2 separate regions of the Mus musculus genome follow, and region 2 is linked to region 1. The links are chromatin loops, found by intact Hi-C in ENCODE. Cell type or tissue: gastrocnemius. All regions are shown on one strand. Links, peaks and the distances in the headings refer to the core of each region. The heading gives the core; the rest is flanking DNA.

Region 1 (6,131 bases), core at 353-5,352:
GTGTCCCAGACCTGGCAACGTGAAGAGCCTGCTGCAGTCAGAGGGACAGAATCCAGAGTCTACATCAGCAATAGTAGGGGGACATCAGCATGGCAAAGCTTGAGGCGATCGTCTAAAACTTATACACTAGCTAGTAAGACAGCCAAGGTCTAAATGTTAACGCTTAATTTTTAAATACTTATTTACCTAGTATGGAGGCATATGTGTGGAGTCAGTTCTCTCCTTTTACCACATGGGTTCCAGGGATGGAACTCAGGTCACCAGCTATGGTGACAAGTGACTTTATCCACAAAGCCATCTCATTTACCCATAAAAGTTAAAATTTAACTAAGGTTATATTTTTAAAAGCCTGTTTTAGACACTGGAGACTAAATCCAGAGTTTTCAACATTCTTAGTTTGTGTTTTATCAATGACCTGAATTGGACTCTTGGTCCTTAAAAAGTTTAAGCTTGGAGACACCGGATGCCTAACCCTCTCTGAGGAAGGAGAGCATGGTGCCAGCCACAGCAGCGTCCCAGCTCAGGCTGCCCGCCCACCTGCCACAGGGCTCTTGTCTCCAGTAAGCAAGATCTAGACTCTTTTCCAGTGGCACCACCCAGGCAGAAATACGCACTTCCTCCTGAAAGTCTCCTCAGCTTTCTTCTTGGCCAGCTGTGCCGAGTAAAGCTTCTTCTCCAAGCCCTTTATCCTAAACAGAAACCGTATCAGTAAAGAGCAGTTACGTAAGAGATCAAAGAGTAGAACGGAAAGATGCCAGGAAGGCAACGCCACCAGATCTAGTCCTTACGGCCACAATGCCTGGAGAACAGAACCTACGCACCGAGCGTCCTTCACGGCCTCCAGATCCTGGAGTTCCCGGGCACGCTCCTGCAGCTTCCTCTCTAATTCCACGTGTTCTGCTTCTGCCTTCTGCAGACTCTCTGCTGCCCGTGCTCCAGCGTCTCTCAGAGCTTGCAGCTCTTTGTTTAGTAGTTTTATCTGAGAAAGATTGAAAAGTTCCAGGAGAGGAGATGGGTAAAAGGAACAGTGTGAAGCCTGGCGTGGTCCCAGCGCTCGGCAGGCACAGGCAGGCGGAGCTCTAAGTTCAAGGCCAGCCTGGTCTACAGAGTGAGTTCCAAGATAGACGGGACTACACAGAGAAACCCTGTCTCAACAAACAAACAAACAAACAGACAGACTGACTGACTGACTGACTGACTAACAAAGGAACAGCATGGTATTCTGCAGCACTGGGTAATTAAAGTTGCAATGGTGATTCGAAGCCCAGGGCCAGCCAGTTACCTTGAGCTCATGTGTCAGGACTACGTTGCTCATGTCGTCAGCCCTCAGCTGGAACTCATGCTCTCTTCTCTGCATTTTAGATTCAAACTCCAGCAGCAGCTCCTGGGACAAAAGAGCCAGGAGTGAAGGAGAGTGGCTGCCGCCAAGGCCTCAGCTTAGGTGTGAGACTGACACACAGTGTGAATCACGGTTTTATACTACAAACAAAGTTTTCTGTTCTACAGATAAACTGCTTACCTCTATTTCCCTACCACCACTCTTCAATATCTGTACATCTATACACGCTTTTAATCCCAGCACTCAGGAGGCAGAGGCAAGCGGATTTCTGAGTTTGAGGCCAGCCTGGTCTACAGAGTGAGTTCTAGGACAGCCAAGGCTACACAGAGAAACCCTGTCTCGAAAAACAAACAAAACCAACCAACCAACCAACGACAGAACAACAAAAATTCTCAGGTAAAATGGGGTCATAGATGAAACCATTTTAAGAAGCCTCTCTCTGAGGGATGACTGTAACTCTTGCAGTTCGGTGAGCACCCAGGTTGCAGCCATTGCTGTCAGGCTAGCATATATTCCCTTCTGCAAACTTCCTTCTCATTTCTGACATGATGAGGTCTGCCACGGGGTCCTCGGTTGATACGAGAGTTTGGATCCTCCAGTTACTAGCAAGCCAAAAAACCTAATTTCTATATTTCTGGGGCCAGGTACTTAATCTCATTTTTGATCAGCACAGAGCCAGAGCCCCTGGAAGGACTGAGTGCTCAGGCACATATGCCAGCCCTAGTCCTGGGCCCTGCCCTGCCCTGCCCTCCACCAGACTCCAGCCCTGAAGGACAGACTGAGGGAGGACAGATGCAGCTCTGAGGGAGTTGTCCCCACCCTTACCCCATGAAGCACCATCCAGCCCTGGTAGACAGGTGCACTGTGTGAGTTCTGCAGCAACAGGTCTCACTTTCTGGCTCAGGAAACTGCAGAAAGCACAACTAGAAGTTATATTTCACTTTTTCAATCCCTTGAAAGGTAAATGTGAAATATATAGTCACGTGAGTGACCCTTATTGGAATTAGAATATTAAAATCATTACTATAATTATAAAATCATGGCTGAATGCTTGCCTGTTATGTGTGGTGCCTTGGGTTCTATTCCAAGCATAGGGACAAATGAAAGACAAAAGGAAGGAAAGAAGAAAGAAAGGAAGGAAGGGAGGGAGGGAGGGAGGGAGGGAGGGAGGGAGGGAAAAAGGAAAGGAAAGGAGAAGAGAGGAGAAGGGAGGGGAGAGGGGAAGGGAGGGGAGAGGAGAGGAGGGGAGGGGAGAGGAGAGAAGGATGGTGAGTTAGTAGAACCTACCTGTAAACAGAGAACCTGGGAGGCAAAGATAGAGAAGATCCCCTCAAGTTCTGGGCAGCCTTGGCTACATGTTAGGAATCTGTCTCAAAGGACAAAACCAAAGCAACCAACTAACCAAACAGCAACAAATCCACAGAATTTGAAACAGTTTTTTCTGAACAAAATCCACAGAGGAAGTTCTGCAGGTTGTGGCCACCAGAGAGCAGAGTTCCATGCTAAGTCAAGCCTGTGCTGCCACCTTCTGGTCTTGCTGGACAGTGTGACAGGCAGCCATGACCTGTCTCCACTGTGCTCTTGTCAATGTTCTGGGGACCGTGTCTCTGGATAAACCATGGGACCTCACACAACAGTCTGTCACTCTGTCTCCTTGCACACATTCTTTGTCTCAACAACTGGCAGTCATCCTCTGTGGCACCTGCCTCTTCCATCAGGCCCATCAGAGCTCAGGGTCAGATGTCCCCACTGGCTCCCCTTCTGGGCATGCTCATATCTGCAGGGGCCTACTACCCCATCAGCCTGCTGGCTACTTCTCCCATGCCTGGCCCAGTAAGTCCGCAATCATGTATGTCACTGCTCTACACAAACACTCAACAGTTTCCCATGGTGCCAAAGTCTTTAAAGGCTCTGAAGGCCGAGCTCCACTTTGGACATTCGTCCTCTGAACTTGAACTCTATCTTCTAGGTATCTCCGAGCACATGGGCAGGTTCTTGTCTTCCTCCTCCTGAACTCTCTTCTGCACCCTCACCAACGTCTGTGGCTCCTCTTGCCCACTCACTGTACTTGACTCCTGACCCTCCCGTCTCATCACATCTATAGGCAGTTAACTGTCTCAAGGTGTTCTTCCCTCTATAAGGGCAAGCATGGCAGGTATGACTGACAGGCATGACAGGTATGACAGGAATGACAGGGATCCGTGCGCAATCCCAAGCCTGAAGAGCTACCAGCATGCAGCATGCATTCAGAAACATTTCTGAAATGAGTGGGTAAATTTCCTCCAATGTCTTGTGAGCCTGTGACTATCCAATAAGAAAAAGGATTTTCTCTGGTTCACAGTACGTGATAACTGACCAGTCAGTTACTAGTTATAAACTTGCCTCAACTTATAAGAGAAAAATCATTATTTCATTGAATTGGTTCTATTTACAAGGGTGACCAACATGTGAGATTCTGGCCCAACAACAGAAAAGAGCAATTGAGCAAAAGAGTTGTTGGTCTTTAAGATTCTGTGTTAACACAACTCTCTGCTCACAACTACCCAGAAGGCCAAGACTGTTCCAGGCCAGATCAGGCTGCTATAGGCAGACTGCCCCGGGCTGCAGAAGGCTGCCTCAGGCTGGCTATTCCAACCCACCAGGGGCAGACCTTTCCCTAGCCTCCTGCGGCAGAGCTGGCACAGTAGCATGTAAGGCTTGGTGCTTCCAGAGATAGGGCTAGGGACACCTGAGTGTGCTCCACTGAGTCTGCACAAACTAATCACTCAGCCGCCTTTCCCAGCTAGAGACTCTCTTGAAGCTCCCTTGGTGACTTTGGTACCACTGCGAGAGTGTCATTTCTTAGACACAACAGTTGCTGAGTTGTTTTTGGTGGTTGTGTTGCTGCTAACTTTTTAGACAGGTTCTCATTTTGTAGGCCAAGTTGGCCTTAAACTCACAGTGATTCCCCTGCCTCAGCCTCCCAAGTATTTATTAAGATTTCTTGCTACTTTGAACCACCACATCTGGTACAATTAATCTTTTCTTGACTACATTATTTCCAGGCTTTGGCTCAATGTGCAAGACTCTTGGCTGTTTCCGAAGTCAAACTGGTCATTCCCACTCCACTCCGCATTCTCTTAAAGGCACGATCGACCGCTCATCAGACCCAGATAGATGCCCTGACAGGGAAAGCTAGGTGGGAACGGCAGGAGGTGATAGAGACCTCAGGCGATGGGTAGGGTGAGCAGGAAAAAAGAGTTCTTGGGAGGCAGGCTTCTCCTCCCACCCCCCAGACAGGGTTTCTCTGTGTAGCCCTGGCTGTCCTGGAACTCACTTTGTAGACCAGGCTGGCCTCGAATTCAGAAATCCGTCTGCCTCTGCCTCCTGAGTGCTGGGATTAAAGGCATCTAAAGTCATCTAGAAGCTCGTTTAATTAGGGGAAACAAAGGTTATTTAGGCCTTTGGGGGGTGAGTAGGGGCTGGGGGATGAACTGGGCCAGGGTACTGGAAATGCCTTATTTGCAAAAGGAGGAGTTCCAGGTGATGACCTTATAAGGAGAGAGGAAGTTTAACCTGTGTCTTGGCCACCAGGCTATGTGACTACCTCAAAGGTCACAGGGATCAAAGCATGGGTCTATGTGTGCTGGGACTTGCGGACCCACGGCAGGTTTATAAGAGGTTCTGTCTTGAGAACTGCTCTTCTCAGTGTGTCAGATCCTCTGGAACTGGAGTTACAGACAATTGTGAGCTGCTCTGTGGGTGCTGGGAACTGAACTCAGCTCCCCTGGAAGAACAGCCAGTGCTCTTAACTGCTGAGCCATCATCTCTTCAGTCCCTAGAAGTACATATTCACACACCTGGATACAGCTACTGAGATGGTAAATGTCTCTTCCTCTGTCCATAAGGTCCAGTAGTAGTAGTCTTGCTTTTGGCTGGCAAGGCTGAAATATATCTGCACTATCCTACCTGAGGCTTTTATTGGCTCCCAGATCCATTCTGCAGTTTAGCTCACAGGGATCTTGACTTTTCCACATGAGGGCCTCACATTGGTCTGTCACACTGTCCTCGCTTGCTTCTGTTACTGTGATAAAACACTTGATCAAAACCAGCTTGGGGAGCAAGGGCTCGCTCAGTAAGAGGTTCTATACAGTCCATCATTAAGAAGCCAACACAGGAAGAAGCAGACACCATGGAGAAATGCTGCTTGTTGACTTGTTGGCTTCCCCTGGACTGCTCTTTCTTCTACAGCCCAGGATCACCTGCCCAAGGCTGGCACTGCCCACAGTGAGCTGGGGCCCTCGTTAACTAGCAATCAAGACAATGTCCCACACGTGCCATTGGCCAATCTGATGAAAGCAACTCTCTGTCAGAGACCATCCCGTGAGAAAGTGAGCCCTTCACAATCTCCCTAGCAGGCCAAATGGCCTTGTACTGAGAGCTGGTTGTCACCCCCCTTTCCTCCCTATTCCTTTCCTGGCACCTGAGGCTGTAAAAGCTGAATTATAGTCCCCTCTTCCCTATCTCTTCCTGAGTTCCCATGCCATCCAAGGACATGAGTTACGCCTGAGCCTAGCCTGACCCCCAAGGCTGTCAAGGAGGATCGATGTTCCAGAGATAAGATCCAGAGTGCCCGCTGCCTGGCGCCTGACTTCGGCCCCCATGTCAGCAGATGCCCACTTCTTTGTTCTTTGTATAATTCTCCCTCGACCCCTCCCATATTCCCCGCGATGTATGCTTTAAAAAGAAGGCACCTCAGCCTAATAAACGAGACCTTGATAGGTTCAATCTACTTGGTCCTCCGACTCTTCTT
Region 2 (6,131 bases), core at 229-5,228, 82 kb after region 1:
GAACTTGCCAGCCAGGAGCTATGGTGACTCACTTCACCAGTTATGTCAGCAACTCCCTGAACCCCCAAAGCAGTACTCTCTGGGACACCATACCACCCTTGCCAAATGGCAGGTCCACAGGGACAAGACAAGTTGGGGCCAACCAGCCTAGCAGATCAGGACCTTCAGGAAGGTGGAAATGCCTCTAGCTTTACTCTTCTGTGGCTCCTATAGCTCATGCCATGACAAATCACTCCTGCAGTACTCTCAGCCTTGGGGACAAATGACCAATGACAACTCCAAAACATAATGTGAATTACACCACCATTCGACACCATTTTCTCCCTACCTCTACCCCCCCCCCAACCTTTTTTTCCCTCTCTCTCCAAGAAAGTTTCTGTGTAGCTCTGGCTATCCTTGAACTCAGAGATCTGCCTGCCTCTTCAGGGATTAAAGGTGTGAGCCACTATCGCCTTTCTTAATAACATTTTTTTTTTCATTCAGCCAATGACATAAACTAATGAATTACATCTCTTCATGAAGCCAAGGCCATATACTATGTCACACTGACTGTCTGTCTGTCTGTCTGTCTGTCTGTCTCACACACACACACACACACACACACACACACACACACACACACACACACACACAGAGCCTGCAGGACCTATTAAGAGGGTTGTACTGAGTCTGATAGGAGAGTAACAGATGAACAGAGGACATACACACTTGAGAGGACAGCACAAGGCCTACTCCAGGGACTGTGTCACCTGTGTAGAAAGACTATGCAGCTCCAAGTTCTGTCTGTCTTACAGGTGCCATTGCAGACTCACTGGTTTGTAGCCCTGTATTTCTGTCCTATCAGCCCAGTGGGCCACATCTCCTGAGCCCCATTAGCATGCTAATCTAGTCCAGACCATACACCCATACACTGCTCCTGAGACAAACACAGAAGGACCTAGGAACTCTGGTAGTGACTTAACACTACTACCAGGTTCTCTACCATATATAAGTCTGATAAATGCTACCAGAAGGGACACTAGTACCTAAAAGATGTCACTGTAACCAGGGGTTCAGATGCAGAACAGATAGAAACATTTACTTGGAAGCCCTAAGGTTGAGCAGTTCAAAGGTTACATGAACCTAACCCAGCACATCACACTGTCTAGGGCAGGAAGAGAACACTGAGCGACAAGCCCAAATGCTGGTCACTCTCATAAGGATCTAGCTTTTCTGGACTGGAGATGACCCAGTAGTTAAGAGAGTACTGGCTGCTTTTCCAGACCTGGACTTATTTCCCAGTATCCACAAAGCAGTCAACACCTGTCTTATAACTCTAAACAGGAGATTAGACATTCTTGTCAGGCTTCCTCAGGCACTGTAAGTACGGTGGTACACAGACATGTAAGCAGGCAAAACATATCAAAAAAATAAAAAATAAAAAGCCAACAACAACAAAAACAGCTGGGCAGTGGTGGCGTATGTCTTCACTTGGGAGGCAGAGGCAGGTGGATCTCTTGAGTTTGAGGCCAGCCTGGATTACACAGAGAGTTCCAAGACAGCCAGGACTATGTTTTGAAAAACTGAAAAAAGAAAATAAAGGAGATTTACTCAATATAGTCACATTGGGCAGAACAACACAAAGGAATATAGTGACTCCCCTGTCCCCATCACTCAGTACTGACTTCAAAGAAGTTCAAAGCTGCCCTAGGGTTTTGACTATATAGGATATCTACAAACATGGTGGGCATGTGAGGCCCAGGGTGGACCCTCCTTCAACTTCAAGCACAGGGCAAGAAGCAGGCAAAAATCAAGTTGTGGATCCACCATTACTGTCACAGTTCTAGATCTGTCCTGTAAGGTAGTCACACAAGCCGTCAGAACTATGTGAACTCTTTCTGTACATTCAGTTCCTTTTTGGGTGGTACCAGATGTCAGCCTTGACTTTTCCCCAACAACAGGTAAATTTAATTCTTTGATGTCTGGCACAGTAGGTAACACACTACCCCAGCCCAAGGACCAGAGTTTAGATCCCTAGTACCTATTTAAATTCCAGGTAAGTGTGGCAGCCCACTTGTCACCCCCAAATGCAGGAAGCACAGACTGGATTTCTGGTTTCAAGTGAGAGAGCTTGCCTCAGTACGTAGAGAGGGGCTGAGAAGCCACAGATGTCAGCTTCTGACTTCCACATGTATGTGCACCCTATGTACACACGTACCCACATGTAAACACACATGCATGTAGGCAGAACACATGCATACACAAATTTTCTTACAAGACATCCTTCCTGTTGAAGGCCATTGTGAGATCGGAAGTACCACTCTCATTAACCACCAGTGTTCAGAAGCCATTCAAGGTTATGAGGAGAAAAACCAGATGAAAATGCCACTAAGTTTTAACTCCCAAGGGATGCTTAGGCACATCATGAAATCTGACTGCACTGTCAGCTGAGGTGCAGAGAAATCAGAATAATGGGTAAGGAACAAATTAATACAGTGGACAGGAAACTCCCATTTTACCTATGACATCCACAGCCTTTACTGCTTGCTTCCAGAGGAGAAATAAGGATGAAAGCAGCTGCCAAAAACAGTAGGTAGCTAATGCTTGTCTTGCCTCTCTTGCACTTTGTAGGTTGGTCCTACACTGTTTCAATGAACAGACTCACTTACTTCTTAACACCAGACAACTTGGACCCCAGCCTAGCCCACACTGCAAACTCTTCCTGAAGTTACCCATGCCTCCTTTGGGCTGGGAACAAACTTGACTTAAGAGTATAATCTCTGTCTTAAAATGTTATCTAGAAGAGACTGGAGAGATGGCTCAGCAGTTAAGAGCACTGGCTGCACATTAACAGTCTCTAACTCCAGTTCCAGGGGCTTCTACACCCTCTTTTGGCCTCCAAGGGCACTGCATACATGCAGCCTGCAGACAAAAAATTTATATAAAATTAAAAAACAAAAGTTATCAAGTGGCACAGTACTAGCAAAAGGGCTTTCTACTGGCTCCCAACGCGTCAGAAACATCAGTTCCAAAACAACACACACTGGGGTGAGGTTAGGACAGAGAGGCTGCTCAACTCAGCAAACGCTTCTGTCCAGGGGTCATCTACAGATATGTGGGCAGTGGCACATTCTACATCTGACTGTCTTGGACAAAGACTGAGATTGGGTTTTCTAAAACCTGGGCAATCAAGAAACAGACGCAAGATGCCAGTGACCTCTAAAGAGGTAGTTTTAGAGAAGACACAAGCAACAACATGACAGGCCACTAGACTTTCTTTCCTCCTGTCTGGTGGCACAGCAGGCCACCAGGGAAGGCATAAGCACAGGTTTAATTACTTATGACCACAGTTTTACATATTTCTATGTAAAAATGTCTCAGGGTGAAATATACCCCCCCAACTCCCAGGCTTAAAAAAGGGAGAACCCCACTGGAAGAATAAAGTACTTTATGTGGAGTACCTAAGTGGGAGAGTTAGGAATATGTTTCAACTGCACTTGCACCAGAACCCATGTCACACAGACTTCAAGATGAGGATCCAACTCCACTCATGCTCACACGGCTCCTGACCTACTGTATGTACGGGTGAGCCAATCCACCCACTGTCTTCGGGTCCTGTCTCCAAACCGTCCTGCAGACCTGCTTTCCTAGCCTATCTTATTCTGAGTCACTCATTTCACATTCAGTTCCCCAAAGGGGTATCTTGAAAGGACAGTAGGGCTGAGAGCTAAGCAGAGAAAGACTGGCAGTGCTTAATCCCCTGACAAAAGGCACACTGTAGGCCTAGCATGTTGGCACTCAGAAGGCAGATCTCTGAGTTCAAGGCCAGCCAGGGCTACATAGTGAGACCATGTCTTAAACAAAACAACAACAACAAAACTCACACCATGACAGACAGATAAGCCAGTGATTCTAACCCTAGGATCCAGTGCCCATCTTGGAGCACAACAGAGGAGTCACCAAATTAAACCTTTCTGGAAAAGGTTAGTTCATGTGATCAAACGCTGTGCCCAGCCTGTGTCTAAGCCAGCCCCCAACCACCCACTTGTGGAAGACCCTGAGCAGGATATGCATCTGCGGGTTCAAAACAGTCTTTCAGCCTTTGTCTTGTCCCTCATATCCTGCCCCATGCTCTGGATGGAGGTGGGGAACCAGGTGGGGCAGTAGAGATGTGACTAAGTAAACTGCAACCCCAGACACAGCTTGCACTCTCCTGGAGAAAGGTTCCCATCTCTGAATGACACATGACTACCATAGCACAACTGGTTGTTATAATCAATCTTCAGAAAGCACAAAACCTTTTGGCAAGATCTCAGGGAACAAAAAGTTTCAAAATACCTATTTTCTGATGCCCATGAAAGGGTGGCTAATGGATTGGTTTTCAGTCTAGCTCCTATATCCTGAGGTTAAACTTCTGCCAAAATCTATTGTTCTATAAATACGCCAAACAGCTCCAATTTACCCAGCACTTTGACTCCCAAACATTGCCGAGAAGGCATCTGGCTCTCTACTTGGTTATAAATATTTAAATAAGCAAATCCTAAGTATCTCTAAAGCATATTTTACTCATCAGACCACTCTGGCAAGAAGTTCGGATTCAAAGGCACTCATGTGGCACATAGCAGGCTTACCCTGTATGCTAACCAGGCACCATAAATACTTCTGAACTACCCAAATGGGCCAGCTGTTCACCCCACACCACCAGCTATCAAGGTCCTGTGAGGAGTCAGAGTGCAAGTTCATAAGCTTGGGAAGACTAGAAGGCCGGCCCAAAGCACAGCTTCTTCCTGACTCTCCACTAGAGGTACAACAGCCAAACAAATGCAGGGATGGGCTACTGCTCAACAGAATATGGTTACCTCTAACAGGAAGTTCACCACCAGAAGGCTCCAAGTTCTCAAGGGGCTTTGGAATAACATAATTCTACTAAGAAATGCAGGGGGAAGTTTGTATTTAAAAATCCCCAACTATCAGGTTTAAGCAACCCTAAGCAACCCTCATGTCTACCTTGAGAATTCTGAGAGCCATCATGAGAACTTCCTTCCACACCACTTCTCTCCCCTCTGTTCTGCCTACATCTCGACATTGAATGCATCTGCATTCATCAAAACTTCATTCCTGTTGATTTCCGGGTGTCCAGTAGTCAACTTAGATGCTCAACATATCCTCAAGACCCCAACCAAACCAAGGCCTTTCAGGCCAGGCACAGGGAACATTTTCAGTCCTGATTTGGAGGAGAGTGGCAGCCAGGAGGCTATGGGTGATCCCTTTAGCGGGTCAGCTAAGTGGAGATGCCATTGTGGAAAAGAGCAGGCCCAGACTGCTCCAAGAACCCTCAGAAATCAGCCGGTCGTTTCCCCCATTTCTGACCGGGACACTCCCCACCTCCACACTACATCTGGCTTATTTTGACATTTCTCCCCCACACATGAAAACATCCAGGACGCCACTGCAGAGCTGAGGAACAGCACCAGACCCTTGGCGGAGCAGAGCATGGCCTTTGTTTACTGCGGTGACCTTAGGTGGGGGAGGATGCTGACGCCCGGCCCAGGCCCTGCCCCCTCCGGGCCCCACCCCCAGCCTGCTGCCCTCCCCTGCCCCGCTCTCCCCTCCCCCTCCCCGCTGTCCCCCCCCGGCCCCCGCCCCCAGTCCTTTTCCCACGCCCTCTGACACCCCACCACCGAGGCCCGCTGGCCCCCGCCTCTAGGCCTCCTTCTTCCTCTCCCGGGTCCCCGACCATCCCCAGACACGCTCCGAGCTCTGCCCCCCGGCCTGCAGTCCCCAAGACCGGCCTGTCCTTCCAGCCCTTCCCCGCACCCCACCCCGACCCGCCGCGCCGCGCCCAGCCCCCCGGCCGCGCTCGCACAGCGGCCGTTGGTGTCTGGCCGAGGCCGGTGCCCGGGCCCTCGGCTGCGGGGATGCCGAACGTCCACTCCGGCCCTCCGCAGGCCTCGGCCTGCCGGGGACCCCGCCCGCCGATCCGCAAGGCCCCCGGGCGCTCGATGGCGCCGGGCCTCACCGAGATAGATGTCTCCGAAGGAGCCGCTGCCGATCTTGCGGCCCAGTCGGTACCTGTTCCCGACCCTCAGCTCCATGGCAGCGGTGCGGCTCGCTACTGCCCGCCCGGCCGCTTCCTGGGTCTGCGCTCCGGG

Evidence for each region. Peaks named below come from ENCODE experiments on the same cell type or tissue, not always from the same donor. Only the 100,000 strongest peaks of a DNase experiment are listed, where the experiment ranks them.
Region 2: it touches region 1 in a loop (2.0-fold over the local background); 3 of 42 quality-filtered maps call a loop at or near these places.

What each region holds. Positions count from the first base shown.
Region 1 is chr11:120,902,702-120,908,832 of GRCm38, forward strand. Ccdc57 (coiled-coil domain containing 57) reads right to left here. Exons shown (of 19, transcript NM_027745.1): 4 at 1,283-1,384; 5 at 822-979; 6 at 615-689. Among named protein-coding and RNA genes, the nearest start is that of A430102A20Rik, 27 kb to the right of the region's middle. In gastrocnemius, for the core only: CTCF peaks have their summits at 2,873 (motif pointing left) and 3,080; a DNase peak (open chromatin) is centred at 2,874; H3K27ac peaks cover 1,382 bases.
Region 2 is chr11:120,984,937-120,991,067 of GRCm38, forward strand. It overlaps Csnk1d (casein kinase 1, delta), which reads right to left. Exons shown (of 10, transcript NM_027874.2): 1 at 5,999-6,131. The coding sequence starts at 6,074. Among named protein-coding and RNA genes, the nearest start is that of Csnk1d, 3.3 kb to the right of the region's middle. In gastrocnemius, for the core only: a CTCF peak has its summit at 2,892; no DNase peak of the experiment used is centred there; H3K4me3 peaks cover 2,558 bases; H3K27ac peaks cover 4,733 bases.